3 separate regions of the Homo sapiens genome follow, and regions 2 and 3 are each linked to region 1. A link is a loop called in an ENCODE intact Hi-C map of the cell type or tissue named here. Cell type or tissue: PC-9. All regions are shown on one strand.

What was found. Hi-C counts contacts between places; a loop is a spot of excess contacts. Peaks named below come from ENCODE experiments on the same cell type or tissue, not always from the same donor. Only the 100,000 strongest peaks of a DNase experiment are listed, where the experiment ranks them.
Region 2: a loop joins it to region 1, with 2.9 times the contacts of the local background. A loop is called at or near these places in 16 of 110 quality-filtered maps.
Region 3: a loop joins it to region 1, with 9 times the contacts of the local background. A loop is called at or near these places in 2 of 110 quality-filtered maps.

What each region holds. Positions count from the first base shown.
Region 1 is chr2:234,979,504-234,984,503 of GRCh38, forward strand. The region is part of intron 1 of SH3BP4 (SH3 domain binding protein 4); the gene reads left to right. Among named protein-coding and RNA genes, the nearest start is that of SH3BP4, 30 kb to the left of the region's middle. RefSeq lists enhancers at 835-1,572, 3,957-4,671, 4,402-4,696, 4,672-5,000. In PC-9, no CTCF peak of the experiment used is centred here; DNase peaks (open chromatin) are centred at 1,188, 2,008, 3,668 and 4,098; H3K4me3 peaks cover 3,434 bases; H3K27ac peaks cover 5,000 bases.
Region 2 is chr2:235,048,391-235,053,390 of GRCh38, forward strand. It overlaps SH3BP4 (SH3 domain binding protein 4), which reads left to right. Exons shown (of 6, transcript NM_014521.3): 5 at 4,172-4,360. Among named protein-coding and RNA genes, the nearest start is that of SH3BP4, 99 kb to the left of the region's middle. RefSeq lists an enhancer at 3,885-4,846. In PC-9, a CTCF peak has its summit at 2,830; DNase peaks (open chromatin) are centred at 731 and 2,761; H3K27ac peaks cover 3,392 bases.
Region 3 is chr2:234,246,426-234,251,425 of GRCh38, forward strand. No RefSeq gene overlaps it. Among named protein-coding and RNA genes, the nearest start is that of SPP2, 200 kb to the left of the region's middle. In PC-9, CTCF peaks have their summits at 2,809 (motif pointing left), 3,033 and 3,232; a DNase peak (open chromatin) is centred at 3,596; H3K4me3 peaks cover 458 bases; H3K27ac peaks cover 4,338 bases.

The DNA.
Region 1 (5,000 bases):
CCACACCTCCTGGTGTTCACATCCTGTGAAGTCCCCTCCCTTTGGCGTGAGCCGAGCTAGCAACTTGCTTCTAACCAGTAGGATGCATCCAAGTTGATGCTGTGCCTTCCTCCCGTGATTACATTATGTGGGCTTAGAACTTCTTCCTTGACAACAGATGGTCTCCCCTGCTGGCTGTGGTGGAGCAGGCTGCCATATAGAGAGGCCATGTGGCAAGGAACTGAGGGTGGCCTCCCCCGGCAGCCAGCATGCAGTTGAAGCCTCAGTCCCATGGCCACAAGTAACTGGATGCTACAACAAGCAGATGACCCTGGAGGACCCCTCCCCCAGATGACCCTGGAGGACCCCTCCCCAGTCTAGCCTTGAGATGACACCCCAGCCTGGGCCAAGACTTTGATGGCAGCTCTGTGAGAGGCCCTGAAGAAGAGAGTCTCTTCTTTACCAGTTAAGCCACATCTGGATTCCTAACCTACAGAAACTGTGTGATAATAGAAGTCTGTTGTTTGGGGCGATTTGTTACACAGCATTAGGTAGCTAATACATAGTCTTGCAAGAGTTCGTTTTTTGGCTGAGCATTATGTTCTTGAGGTTCATCTGTGTTGATACCTGTAGTTGTAGTTCATCTGTTTTCATTACTATGTGCCTTTCCCCTGTAAGTAGTCCCCCCCTTATCTGCAGGGGATACAGGGCCCCCAGAAGGTGCCTGAAACTTCAGATAGTACCAAACCCTGTATGTACTATTTATTTTTTCCTATGTATACATGCCTATGAGAAAGTTTAGTTTGTAAATTAGGCACACTGAGAGATGAACAATAATGAATAATAAAATAGAACAATTATAGCACTATATTGTAATAAAAGTTGTGTGAATGTGTTTTCTCCCTGCCAGAATATCTTATTGTACTGTAGCACCTGTTTTGGGACCACAGTTGGCCAGGGGTAACTGAAACCATGGAAACTTGGGGTGAGGGGGGACTGCTGTATGTTAATGCCTTAGCTTAATTATTCTTTCTGCTCCTAAAGGACAATAGGTTGTTTACAGCCTTTGCTATCAAAAACCACACTTGCTGTGAAGGTCTTTGTACATGACTTCCAGCTCAGCGTGCAAATGTTTATCTAGGGAGTGCGGCTGGGCCTTGGCTGCCAGTCCAGCTCCACTTCCCACAGCAGCCTTCAGGTTCGCCCAGGCTCCTCCGCATGCTCCCCTCCCTCAATATTGTCCGCCTTTTTTTCACTTGGGGGGATGGTCTGATGGGTGTGAGATGGTATCTGAGTGTTTTTATGTTCTGCCAGAAGCTAATGTTCACTGACCATTCTGATTTCCTCCCATGCGGAAATCCTTTTTGTGGTTTTTGCCCGTTTTTCTTACTGAATTGTAGGAGTGCTTTTCGTTTTTGTTTTTTTGAGACAGGGTCTCACTGTGTCGCCCAGGCTGGAGTGCAGTGGCGCACAAGCTCTGCCCACTGCAACCTCCGCCTCCTGGGTAGCTGGGATTACAGCCTTGTGCCACCATGCCTGGCTAATTGTAGGAGTGCTTTGAATTTTCTGGAAAATAAGCCTCTCTTAGTTACGAGCATTGCAGACACTGCATCCCGGTTTGTCCCTTGCCCTCATGGGCTTTTAAAATCAAATCAGGCACAATTCTGAATTTTTCTGTCCCGGGAGGATAATTTGCAGAATTACACTTTTGCGGCATTCCTAGTCCTGGCCTGTGTGTCCTGGTCTTTGGGTCATGGACTGGTGCCTGTGGACTCGGCCCCTGTTTATCGCTCTTGCTTGATGCTGCCTTCCTGAGGTGGAGACTGCTGGGCTCTGTTCCCGTCTGTGGCTCCCCCTCTAGTCTGGGAGTGCTTTCCTGTTCAGATAGCTCATTCCAACCTCTTAGTCACTTTGGAGAGCCTCGTTCAGTGAGTCAGCACGGGACCTGGAGCTCGGGGACCCCTCACAGCCAGGCCAGTGCACACTTGGAATCTGCAGTTTGTCTTAGGCCCCTGAAGGTGATTGCTTGACCGCAGAGGAATGCACGGGTCTGGGGAGAATTTGCCCAGCGTGTTTAGAAGGAATGCATTCCTGGAGAAAGTTAAAATTAGAAAAAGCTGCTACATTTCCTGCCATTCAGTCGCAGTTGGCTGGTGTTTGTTTGCACAAGGATTCTTTGGTAACAATCTGCAGTCGGTTTCTGGCGGAATGTGAGGTGAAGTCACGACTGACTTTCGGGATGGAGGTGAGCGGTTTCCACAGGGATCTTTGTTGTGGGAGTGACTGCTTTGTTTTCCGAGTTGTTGCAGAATCATACCGGAGTGGAAAAATATTACCGAAACAATCCCTTGTTGATAGTTAGCAAGAAGATTATTTTATTTATTCTAGAAAACAGCTCTTTAGTGGGAAGCAAATATCGTGGAGCGCATCTCTTTGTAAGCTCGGCTGCCATTTTCCCGTCCCCGCCTCCTTCCTGGGTGGCCACCTCTGATGTCGCCTCCTGAGGCTGGGCTTTTTGGGAAACTCCCTCTGACTGGCACAGGCAGTGGGGTCCAGGTTGAGCAAATACAAATGCAGAATACCCGGGTCCATTTGAATATCCGGGGTAATGTACACTAAAACATTATTAGTTGTGCACCTGAAAATTCGATGTAACCGGCTGTTCTGGGTTTTGTCTAGAGACCTCTCCCGGCCCAGCTACACTTTGAAGCCCGCTCTGTCCTGGTCTCTGGTGGTGCCTGGGCCTCTCCCAGCTGAGCGGGGCATCGCTGGCACCAGGTGGGCTATTGGCACCAGTGGGCACACCTGTGGCTTTGCAGGGTTTTGTCCACTTCTGTGTTGGTGCCCTCCGCCTGCTGGTGCTGGGCTGGGGTCGTGTGCCCACTTTATGGAGGCGGAATGGAGAGGCCGGAGGGTTACCAGCCTGTCCAGTAGTGTGCAGCTCGTAAATGGAACTGTTAGTCTATAGGTCTCAAAGCCCAGCAGCTGGAGGGCACAGGAGAAATTAAACCATCTTCTTCCCTGGGGAGCAAAAAAAGATGGTCAGAAACTCACGCACAGGGAGGAAGTGCTGTGGGGCTGAGAGTCTGGGTGGCAGGTGGGCTATCCCCGAGACCTGGGAACACAGGCTGCGGGGAAGCCTCAGTGTGGGGCTTGAGGGAGAGGCAGTTTTTGCACAGGCAGGGAGGGGACCAAGGAGGCATTCCCTAGTCACAGGGGCAGTGGGCAAATGGGAGGAGGTGGGATATGTATAGGGGAGTTTGAGGGTGGGGCCGCTGACCTGGCTGGAGTGACCAGTGGATGCCATGGAGTCTGTCCACGTGGGGTAGGGCAAACTGCAGAGAACCCCGAAATGGGGCAGGGAAGCCTGGCTCCAAGGGAGGAAGAGGCAGGAAGGAGCAGGCACCCTGTGCTCTTGAGCCGGGGATAATACAATGATGATGAGGCAGTGGGGCTGTAAATTTGGTGGAGAGATGCAGCTGAGACCAGCGGGGAGGTGGTGGATCGGTGGACCTGAGACCAAACTGCCGATTACAGGTGCTTGGGAAGCTTCCTTTTCTGTTCAGGCAGCAGGTGCTATTGATGCAGCTGCTGCTGAGCACTAGTGCAGGCCTAGGGGCTGGGTGGGGATACAGAAGTGAGCAGGACAGGTGGGTTCCTGCCCGCAGGCCATACAGGCCAACTTGCGAAACACCCGGGTGCCAATTACCCAGGGCACTCCACACAGCCCGTTCAAGGTGCTTCTTGTTTTTGTCCCCAGATTTGTGCTTGAGAAGCTCTGAGTTCCCGTCTGTCCACCTGCATTGGCATATGGGTACTCTATAAATCATCCATCCATTCAAACATTGGCTGACTGCACCTGCTATGTTCCAGGTTGTTCCTGGTGAACAGGACAAAGTCCTTGCATTCATGGAGCCTGTTCTGGTGGGAGAAAAAGGAGAGAAGTAAATGACAGATACAAGAATGTCAAGAGCGGTGGACGAGACCAGGGGAGGGAGTGGGCAGCAATGGTGTGCTTGTGTTTTTGATACGGTGTGGTCGGCTGAGTAATCCCTTCCACAAAAAACATATTTCTATCCTAATGCTCAGAACCTGTAGGTGTTACCTTATTTGGCAAAAGGGACTTTGCAGGTGTGATTCATTGAAGGCTCTTGAGATGGTGAGATACCCTGGATTACCCAGATGGACCCTAAATGTTATCACGGGTCTTTTAAGAGGGAAATGGAGATCTTACCACAGCAGGAGGCCCTGGAATGGTGGGAGCAGAGACTGGAGTCCCGAGCTTTGAAGATGGTGGAGGGGCCCTGAGCCAGGAATCCAGGCAGCCACGGGATGCAGGAAAGGGCAGGGCCACAGAAGCAGCTCACCCCCTCGGAGCCTCCAGAAGGCACTGGCCCTGTCGTCAGCCCAGTGGGCCTGGTTTCAGATTTCCAGCCTCCAGAACTGTTGGAGAGTCAATGTGTGTTTTAAGCCACTAAGTTTGTGGTAGTTTGTTACAACATCGATAGGAAAGTCACGCAGGGTTCTGCGGCTTTGAGGGAGTTACGTTTGAGCAGAGCCATCTGAGGTTGGGGCTGGGCTTCCCTGCTGACACGTGGGCTGGGGCCACAGAGCCTGAACCAGGATCCAGGCCTAGCTAAGGGTCAGGAATCCCTGCTCTGGCAGTTGTCCTCAGCCTGGAAGTGACCCACAGGGCATATACACGTGTATGAGTTTTCGTTTGTTTGTTTGTTTGGTGCGGGGCAGGGTCTCATTCTGTCTCCAGGCTGGAGTGCAGTGGTGCAATCATGGCTCACTGCAACCTCGACCTCTGGGCTCAAGTGATCCTCCCACCCCAGCCTCCTGAGTAGCTGGGACTGCAGGCACACATCACCATGCCTGGCTAATTTTTTTTTTTTTAACTTTTTGTAGAGACGAAGTCTTGCTGTATTGCCCGGGCTGGTCTCAAACTCCTGGGCTCAAGCAATCCCCCTGCTTTGGCTGTCCAAGGTGTAGAAATTACAGGCATGAGCCACTAAGCC
Region 2 (5,000 bases), 69 kb after region 1:
TGTGATCACAGCTCACTGCAGCCTCGAACTCCTGGGCTCAAGCAGTCCTCCCACCTCAGCCTCCCAAGTAGCTGGGACTACAAGCAGGTGCCACCACACCCAGCTAATTTTTTTTTTTTTTTGTCTGTAGTAGAGACAAGGTTTGATTGTGTTGCCCAGGCCGGTGTGGAACTCATTGAGCTCAAGCTATCCTCCCACCTCAGCCTACCAAAATGCTGGTATTATAGGGGTGAGCCACCATGGCTGGACAAGAATATCTCTTGAAGCAAGTTCCCAGACTCTGGCCGCCAGGCCCGCTATTCCTGTCAATGGCGTTTTGTTGGAACTCAGCCACACCCATTCCCATCTGCATCGTCTGTGGCTTTCAGGCTTCGTGTGTCCCACAAAGGCAAAAGTACTATCTGTCCCTTTATAAAGTTCAGTCACCCTGACTGAAATCATGGTGTACTCACTGTAACAAAATTCCAGTTGAAACCAGGGTAGTGCAGCAGTCCATCGAGTGTTTCCTGGTGTACCTGTGTGCCCATAAAAAGAGGAAGCTGCAAGGATCAAGTTCATAGAGCTAGAGCCTCCTGCTGTGAAATTTTTCTATTGCTAAGAATTGGTTGGCACCCAAAATTTGTCCTTTAAAAATATGCATCAGTTATGCCTTGTTGATGGTGTGGGTGGTTTGTAACAAACTAAACCAGGGCTGGGCTCAGTAAAAGTTGTGTAAGTGAGTGAGGGAGAGATGCCTTCATTCTTGGTGTTGGAAGTGCCGACCTCTCCTTTCATCTGGGATCCATGGAAATGGGACCTTGGCTGCCCCTGGATGGAGTCCAGGCGCTCTCCTTCCCAGGGGCCAGAGAACACCTGTGTTTCCCAGGACCTTGGGGACCTGTGCCCAGTTCCCCTGGGGAGAGAGCGGTTTTGATCACTCGCACCAGGAATGACTCGAGTCAGAAGCAGGTGACTTTGACCTGTTCTGTTACCTAGAAAATGAGGCCACTTTGGAGCCAGGCAGCTGTGCACACAGCCAGATTAGCTTGGTGTGTGCTGAGTAGCCACGAAAGAGCTGAGTTGGGGACATTGAGTGACTTCGTGTCAAACCCTGTGGTGGTCCAGCACACCTTCCCAGGACCACAGACGAGGCTGCCACCACAGCAAGAAAATTAGGATCTGACAGCCTACCAGCTAACTACACACCCTCCTGACACGTGAATACACACGTGTATGCTTTTATCTTCTGAAACAAATCTAGTCAACATTTAATTTTTTAAAACAATTTGTTTTGAATATATCCAAATTCAAATAGAAACAGACCTTCTTCTGAAATATATAAATAGTTGATATGAAGCATAATCCAGACCGGTATTACATTTGGTTCAATTCCCAATTCCATGTGGGGCTCATGGAATTGGGAAGGCCGCTGGCCGAGTGCTGAGAAGTTTGCATATTTGCCTCCACGCCTGTCACTTCCAGCTGTGGGACCCGGGACAAGCCTGGGGTCTGCAGGCTTCCTGTGCTTATCTGTAGAACAGATGCCTTGCGGCCCACACAGCAGGGAGGACCTGGGGTTGGGTGCCCAGAGGCAGCTCTGGCTCTGGCATTTCTCGGTGTGAAACCCACTTCCCCTCTCTCAGCTTCTTCTGTAAAGTGGGTTGAACTCAGCCTCTGCTTCATGGGGGGCTCTGGGGAGCGGAGGAGCTGAGTGTCTGGCTCACAGCAAGCCCTGGGTTTCTTTTTTTTTCTTTTCTTTTTTTTGAGACGGAGTCTCGCTCTGTCCCCTAGGCTGGAGTGCAGTGGCGCGATCTCAGCTCACTACAAGCTCCGCCTCCCGGGTTCACGCCATTCTCCTGCCTCAGCCTCCTGAGTAGCTGGGACTACAGGTGCCCGCCACCACACCCGGCTAATTTTTTTTGTACTTTTAGTAGAGACAGGGTTTCACTGTGTTAGCCAGGATGGTCTCGATCTCCTGACCTCGTGATCCACCTGCCTCAGCCTCCCAAAGTGCTGGGATTACAGGCGTGAGCCACCGCTCCTGGCCTAGCCCTGGGTTTCTAGTAGCTTCTACAAAAACAAACGGCCACCAGGTCCTCAAACCCCCTTCTGGCCAGCCTCGTTGGTAGCCAGCTGTCAGCCTCTCATATCTAGGGAGGCATCAGAATGATCTGTCGCTCCTGGTTCTTTTTAAATTCCATGGATTGAGATGCTGGGGGCCCACCTAGAAGGATCGTGAGTCACCTACTCTGGCTAATGCATGCCACAAGTCGCCAAAAAGGTCACCTTTTTGTATTGTTAGACTCCCCCCAGGTAAACATAAAGTGTACATTAGAATGCTCAGTCTAAAACAGCTGGGCTCGCTTTGAAGTAAGCAGCCCAGCCGACCGCATGAGCACTAGCAAGACGACCCTGCTATCGGCACAAAATAGTTGGCCAAAGAGCGCCGGTACCAGCGGTGTGGTTGGCGGGGGTGGGGGGTTGTTTGTTTTTTAGCACACTTTGGAGTCCTAAAATGACAACCTCAGGTGCTGAAACAGAGCGTAGAGAGAAAGAACGCCAGGACTGGTGACTTTCCTCTTCTCTTAGCAACTCGCCTGTCCAGGGGCTCACGGGAGCCTCAGAAACCGTCTCTGGGCTGCCTCAGGCCACTGTGCCCTGGAAGCCAAGCCTTTCCCATTGTTGGATGAGAGAAAGCTTTAAGGGTGGGGGTGAGCTGTGCCTTCTATGGCAGAGGAGACTCAGACAAGAATCAGACCCAGCATGCGGCTCTCCTGCCTTCCTGGTGACGTCATCCTGACTGGCTCAGAGCCACACGCTAACCATGTGTGGCCTCATTTATAATTAGGATGGCGCCAGAGTCGCTTGCATGACACCCAGTGGCAGTCATGTGACTTGGCACAGTGTACAGGACTAGCAGGCCTGCTGTCTTGTGCTAGCCAATTTGATTTGTTTCTTTAAACCAGAAGTGTGAGTTTGACCCCAGCCTGGGGTCCCCCAGATATATTAGCCATATGTTCAATGCCTGTCCCATCCAGCCCCCGTTTTTAGGAGGGAATTGAGTCCCAAGGCGGCCACGTGGTTGTTCCAGCCTCAGCTGGGACTTCACTGTCCCAGCAGGGCTGTCTGTCCTATTACCTCCCCTCTGACTTCCTCTGTGGTTAGTAATCCCTGTCCTAAAGACACAGTAGAAAGTTCTTGCAGCTTTGACGTGGGAGCAGTCCCACCAATTGTGGAAACCGTTTTCTCATGTTGCACAGTCCTGGGGGAGGTCTGTGCATCTCCTGGTCACCGTGGTTCTTGGTGGTACACCCTGTCTCTGACCAGGGCCTCTTCTGTTCTCTGTCTTCTTCTCCCTGGGTGGTCCCTGCCTGAGTCCCCCAGCCTTCTACCCGCGGTGCTCTCTAACTGGCCAATGTCAGCACCGCACACTCAGCAGGTCCAGCTCGCCCTCCATCCGTCTCGGCCTCAGGCTATGGTGTCTATTTGGTGAAATGCATTCGTTTCTCTCTGGTGTCCCCAGAGAGTGGGAGTGGTGACAACTCTAATCCATATTCACCCTGTCTGTTAGCTTCCTGGGGCTGCCAAGACAAATGACCACAAACCAAGGGACATCAAACAACAGACACCTGTCCTGTCACCATTCAGGAGGCCACAGGTCTCAGTCAGGGGTCCCAGGGTGGCCTCCGTCTGGAAGCAGTGGGGGAGAAGGGGTTGCAGGCCTGCCTCTCCTAAGCCCCACTGGCTCAACCCTCCTTCTTTTCCTTGGCTTGTTGCCGCATCTGTCCCGTCTCTGCCTCCGTCTTCACACGGCCTTCTTCTCTCTGCCTCTCTGTCTGCTTTCTCTTCTTATGAAGACGCCAGTCCTTGGTGACTTCCTCTAATCCAGAGGGACCTCATCTTAATTCTATCTGCAAAGACCCCATTTTCAAGTAAGGTCACGTTCTGAGGTTCTGGGTGGATGTGGGCTTTGGAGGGAGACACTGGTGAACCTGGCACGCTCTGCACATCATCTCTTTTCTCCCGTGAATCCTGGCAGTGATCGATTTCAGGGGACATTTGGTAGTAGGCCAGGGAACATGGAGAATAGAGAGCCCATGGCCATTCCTGCGCCGTCTGCTGGAATTCTGCGGGGAGCAGAGCCTGCCCCACTCCCTACACTGTCTCACGCTGTGTGCCTCTTCCTCTGCAGGCCCTACTGAAGATGGACTGCCAGGGCCTGGTGGTCAGACTCATCCAGGACTTTGTGCTCCTGACCACGGCTGTAGAGGTGGCCCAGCGCTGGCGGGAGCTGGCTGAGAAGCTGGCCAAGGTCTCCAAGCAGCAGATGGACGCCTACGAGTCTCCCCACCGGGACAGGAACGGGGTTGTGGACAGCGAGGTGAGCAGCGGCTGAGCTTCGAGCTCACCGAGCCCCTCTGTCCCTGGGTTCCGTGGACCCATGCAGTGCAGCCATAAAAAGTCTTGCCTCGCGGCATTTCTGTGAGGGTGCAACAGGTGGAAATGTGCACGCATGTGCCCAGCACTGGGTGTGCCTCACTGAGTGGGAGCCATCCTCCGGATTGGTTGTCGTGAGCCCTGGCTTTAGGATGTCAAGGCTGTTCCACACGACATGGGAAGGACAAACAGAACTGCCTGTCCCTTGTTCATTTTGATCTTAAATTACCATCCGTAGGGTTGAATAATGCAATAACACATACACAGAGGACTTTGTGAGCCGCTCTGGACTGGAGTGATACCTGGTATGTTACATAACTTGGGCCAAAGCCGGTGTGGCCGGGCTCTTGCTCAGAGGTCCTTTGTGTTCTCGCATGTTTGTGGAGGGCACCCTAGTAAGCTTCCTGGAAGACGGTTCAGGCTTGCAAGATCCAGGAAGCAGGAAGTCCCAAGGACAAAGCTGTCTTTTATGAATGGGATGAATTTCCAAACAAATGGCACAGAGAGAAAGTGCCATAAAGATTGTAAGGAAAGAGAAGTCCTTTCTGTTTATTCATTTGTTGCGCACCTACTCTTGCACAAAG
Region 3 (5,000 bases), 730 kb before region 1:
TGAATATTTAAACCTAATAATATTAGATCTAACAATATGACAAGAAATGGAATAATCTTATGTAATCTTTGTGTATACTGAGTAGCTTGATAAAAAAGGATCTTTTTTTTCTATTGGAATAATGGATGCCATCATTAGTAGAAATGAAAATTTTAATAACTTTAATTTTTTAGTTATCATTGAAATCAAGAGTGAGTTTCTTAATGAGTAAAGCCCAGGACATAGTACTGGCAAAACGAGGTCTGTGTTGGCTGGTCAAGACCTGTGTTCTCATCTCAGCTCTGCCACAGACTTCTTGCAGGGCTTAGGGAAGTCACTTCTGTTCTCTGGGTTCATGTGTGTACAAATATGACGAGAGTCTCTAGGACTTTTCCCAGCACTAGAATTCCAATTTTTTTTTTTTTTGAGATGGAGTCTTGCTCTGTTGCCCAGGCTGGAGTGCAGTGTCATGATCTTGGCTGACTGCAACCTCTGCCTCCCAGGTTCAAGTAATTCTCCTGCCTCAGCCTCCCGAGTAGCTGGGGTTACAGGTGCTCACCACCATGCCCGGCTAATTTGTGTATTTTTATTAGAGATGGGGTTTCACCGTGTTGGCCAGGCTGGTCTCGAACTCCTGACCTCAGGTGATCCACCTGCCTCGGCCTCCCAAAGTGCTGGGATTCCAGGCATGAGCCACCACACCCGGCCAGAATTCCAAGATTTTTATGGTAAATATAAAATTCCATCTATCGTTGCATATTATTAAATCAATTGTTCAAAACATCTAAAAAACTGCATTTCTTTAAACTGGCTTTGGAAAAAATATTAGCAGTTTTAACACAGCACAGTTATACGTGTGGCAGATAGTACTGATGTCTATCCAATACAGATTTGCCTTTTCTTCCACTCCAACAGATTTTATTCAGAAAGGCAATGTGCTTGTTTGTCATTGTCCCCTTTTTGCAGCCGAGAGTGTCTGTGTGACTCACTTCTGGCCATGGGGTATGATATGGTTTGCCTCTGTATCCCCATCCAAGTCTCATGTTGACTTGTAATCCCCACTGTTGGAGGTGAGGCCTGATGGGAGGTGCCTGGATCATGGTGAGAGGTGACAGCGTGCTGACAGCCCTCGCTCTCGGCACCTCCTCGGCCTCAGTGCCCACTCTGGCCGCGCTTGTGGAGCCCTTCAGCCCGCTGCTGCACTGTGGGAGCCCCTCTCCGGGCTGGCCGAGGCCAGAGCCAGCTCCCTCTGCTTGCAGGGAGTTGTGGAGGGAGAGGCGCGGGCAGAAACTGGGGCTGCGTGTGGCACTGGCAGACCAGCACGAGTTCTGGGTGGCCGTGGGCTCTGCGGGCCCTGCACTCTGAGCGGCCCACTGGCGCTGCCGGCCGGGCAGTGAGGGGCGTAGCACCCGGGCCCGGCAGCTGCAGAGGGTGTGCCGGGTCCCCCAGCAGTGCCAGCCCGCTGGCGCTGTGCTGGAATTCTCGCCGGGCTTCAGCTGCCTCCCCATGGGGCAGGGCTAGGGCCCTGCAGCCCACTATGCCTGAGCCTCCCCCACTCCGTGGGCTCCTGCGCTGCCCGAGCCTCCCCGACGAGCACCGCCCCCTCCTCCTCTGCGGCCTCCGGTCCCCTCGACCGCCCAAGGGCTGAGAAGTGCAGGAGCATGGGCGGGACTGGTGGGCAGCTCCGCCTGCGGTCCTGGTGCGGGATCCCCGAGGTGAAGCCAGCTGGACTCCTGAGTCTAGTGGGGACTTGGAGAACTTTTATGTCTAGCTAGAGGAATGTAAACACACCAACCAGTACCCTGTGTCTAGCTCAAGGTTTGTAAACGCACCAGTCAGTGCTCTGTGTCTAGCTCATCTAGTGGGGACTTGGAGAACTTTTGTGTCTAGCCAAAGGTTTGTAAAGGCACCAATCAGTACCCTGTCAAAATGGACCAATCAGCGCTCTGTAAAATGGACCAATCAGCGCTCTGTAAAATGGACCAATCAGCAGGATGTGGGTGGGGTCGGATTAGGGAATAAATGCGGGCTGCCGGAACCAGCTGTGGCAACCCAGTGGGGTCTTGTTCCACAGTGTGGAAGCTGTGATTTTTTTGGCTCTTTGCCATGAATCTTCCTGCTGGTCACTCTTTGGGTCCCCACTGCCCTTATTAGCTGTAACACTCACCGGGAAGGTCTGCAGGTTCACTCCTGAGGCCAGCGAGACCAGAAACCCACCAGGAACCCACCAGAAGGAAGAAACTCTGAATATGTCCGAACATCAGAAGGAACAAATTCTGGACACACCATCTCTGAGACCCGTAACACTCACCGCGAAGGTCCGCGGCTTCATTCTTGAAGTCAGTGAGACCAAGAACCCACCAATTCCAGACACAATGGGAGTGTTTCTCATGGTCTAGCACCATCCCCCTAGTGCTGTCTTGTGATAGAATTCCCGCGAGATCTGGTTGTTTAAAAGTGTGTGACACCTTCCTCTTCGCTCTCTTCCTCCTGCTCCTGCCAGGTAAGAGATGCTTGCTTGTCCTTCACCTTCCACCATGATTGTAAGTTGCCAGAGGCCTCCCCAGAAGCAGAAGCCTGTATAGCCTGCAGAACCATGAGTCAATTAAACCTCTTTTCTTTATAAATTACCTAGTCTCAGGTATGCCTTTATAGCAATGCAAGGACGGACTAATACAGGGTATAAGCAAAAGACCTTGGGGAAGGCTTACCTGGGGTAATAAACTAAGCTTTGCCCTCAACCCTACCTTTCACCCCATCTGGAACGGAGATACCATATCCTGGAAGGCACAGCAGCCATCTTGTGGTCATGAGACAGAAAGGCACAAGCTAAAAATAAAGATGGCAAAGCAGAAAAATAAATGTAGCCCGGATCCCTGAAGATTTTGAGGAGCCATTGAGTAATATTTTATTTATGGCAAGAAGTAATGGCTAGGAGGAAATCAGTACTCTCCTGGTAATTAAATAAATAATCTCAAAATACTTTCTAGTATATAACCCTTCTTGGGCCTTTTTCCAAGGAAATAATCCTTATCATAAAGTTTATGCATAAATATGCTTATTACAAAACTGTTAGCAAATTATTGAAAATAAAATGTTCAGTAATATGTAAACAGATCATCCATCCATGTCTTCTGACTCTGGAATCAGTAAAGTTCTCCTCCCTGGTGCCAAGTTCTTGGTCAATTGCTCTAAGAAACTGTCCCCTGCAATGGACTTTTTTCGCCCTCTCTAGGGCATATGCTGGCTATTTCATTTATTGCCCATCAGAGCAGAGGGCTTTGGGATGCTTGCACCGTTCTTCCTGGGACCACCTCTAGAAAGCCATTCAGCACAAATACACAGCAGATAACAGCATAGACTGGATGTGACATGTAGTAGTGACAGCTAGGGGAGAAGGTTAATTGCAGAGCGGACTCAATCTCAGAGCATTTGGAGAAGAACTCTGACTTGGCACGACAAGAGCACCTGTGTGCCATGCCATTTAGTCCCCTGTCAAGAAACTTTCCGAGATTTTCGTTCTTTCTGCCCTGATTAGACAGGAGATACCATCATAATTTAAGAACATGAAGCCAGGCAACAGTACTTTCTCTCATTAAAGATTTTTTTCGACTGACAACTCATCTGTCAGCTATTTAGAGAAAAGGGCTCAGCCCTAACAAGTCAAAGGTATTCAACAATGAGAAACATTTGTAACAAAGGGGAAGGGAATGTGAATCACTTACTGGAGCCCCGAGGCTGGTTGGTTCTGGAAACCTTGGAAGCCTGTTTTGACCTTGTTATTCATTGTAGTCACTCTTCGTCCCTCTATGCCAACCCCAACTCTTACATCTCAGGCTCATTATTCTGATGCAGAAAGTTGACCAGAACCCACAAGGGGCCTGACTTTGGATCTACAAGCCTGCAAAAGTTGACCCCTAAACGTGAGGTTTTCTGAGGCTCAAATACACTTGAGACAGGGAAAAGGACTAACAAAGAATCACATTACAGTGTGGATTAGGATTACTGGCTAACTTTAATCAACTGATGTCAGCATACACAAAATCAATAGATTTTGTTGCTATGTCCTCAACATTAAAAAAGAGAGAGGGGAAAATATAAGTATATTCAGTTACCTCCATACTTGTCTCCTGGAATAGTTGCTTATCCTGAAAATGCTATCGATGATGTGGTTTCCACAAAGACATGTAAGTAGGAAATGAGAAGACTCTATGAGACCCTAGGATCTCAGAGATAGAGGTATTTGCAAACGCAAATAGTTCATTACAGGGTGGCCAATCTCTTGTGGGGAGTCGTGACCCTTTTCCAATAATCCACTCTACCTCTTTGCCTCAAAGTCTTCCTAAGAACCATCTTCTGATCTACAACTGAGTATAATATGTCTGTAACTAAGCAAATTGGGGCAGAATTAATTAAACCACTGCTAGAAGCAATCCTTGTCAAGTATTAGTCTACAGTTACAAAATAATATGTAAACTATGATCCATTTTTGAATAAAAATACAAATAGATGGATGATAGAAAATGCTAAGTAGCAAAGTCTTGTGTGGTTAGCTCTAGGTGGTCATTTATATGTGATTTTAAAAATTGAGTTATATTTTCCAGAGTATGTACAATGTAATTAAAACACAATGTTTTAAAAGAAGAAAATCATGGGGAAAGAATGATTCCAAGTCACTGCTATTGATTTTTGTGCCAATGCATAATCAGTTCCCAGGCAGCTAACAGAATGCCCTGAATGCTTCCAAGTCGCCACAGTTGCAGAATTGCAACGTTTGTTCACAAGGATGAAGGTGTGGTCTTAATTCAATTTGTGACAAGATTCACCTCAACTCCAATTTCACTTCAGGGCCTTAAGCAAAAGCAAAGATCAGCAACTGAATAGAACAGAAAAGAGGAAAAACCCAGAAATCCTGGGAGAAGCCCAGTGACCATCCCTGATGCCCCTAAATTCTCCCAGAGCAATGAGAGCTGCCCTGCTGCAGGCAAAGCATGTGACACCCAGCAGCCCAACAGGAAGCC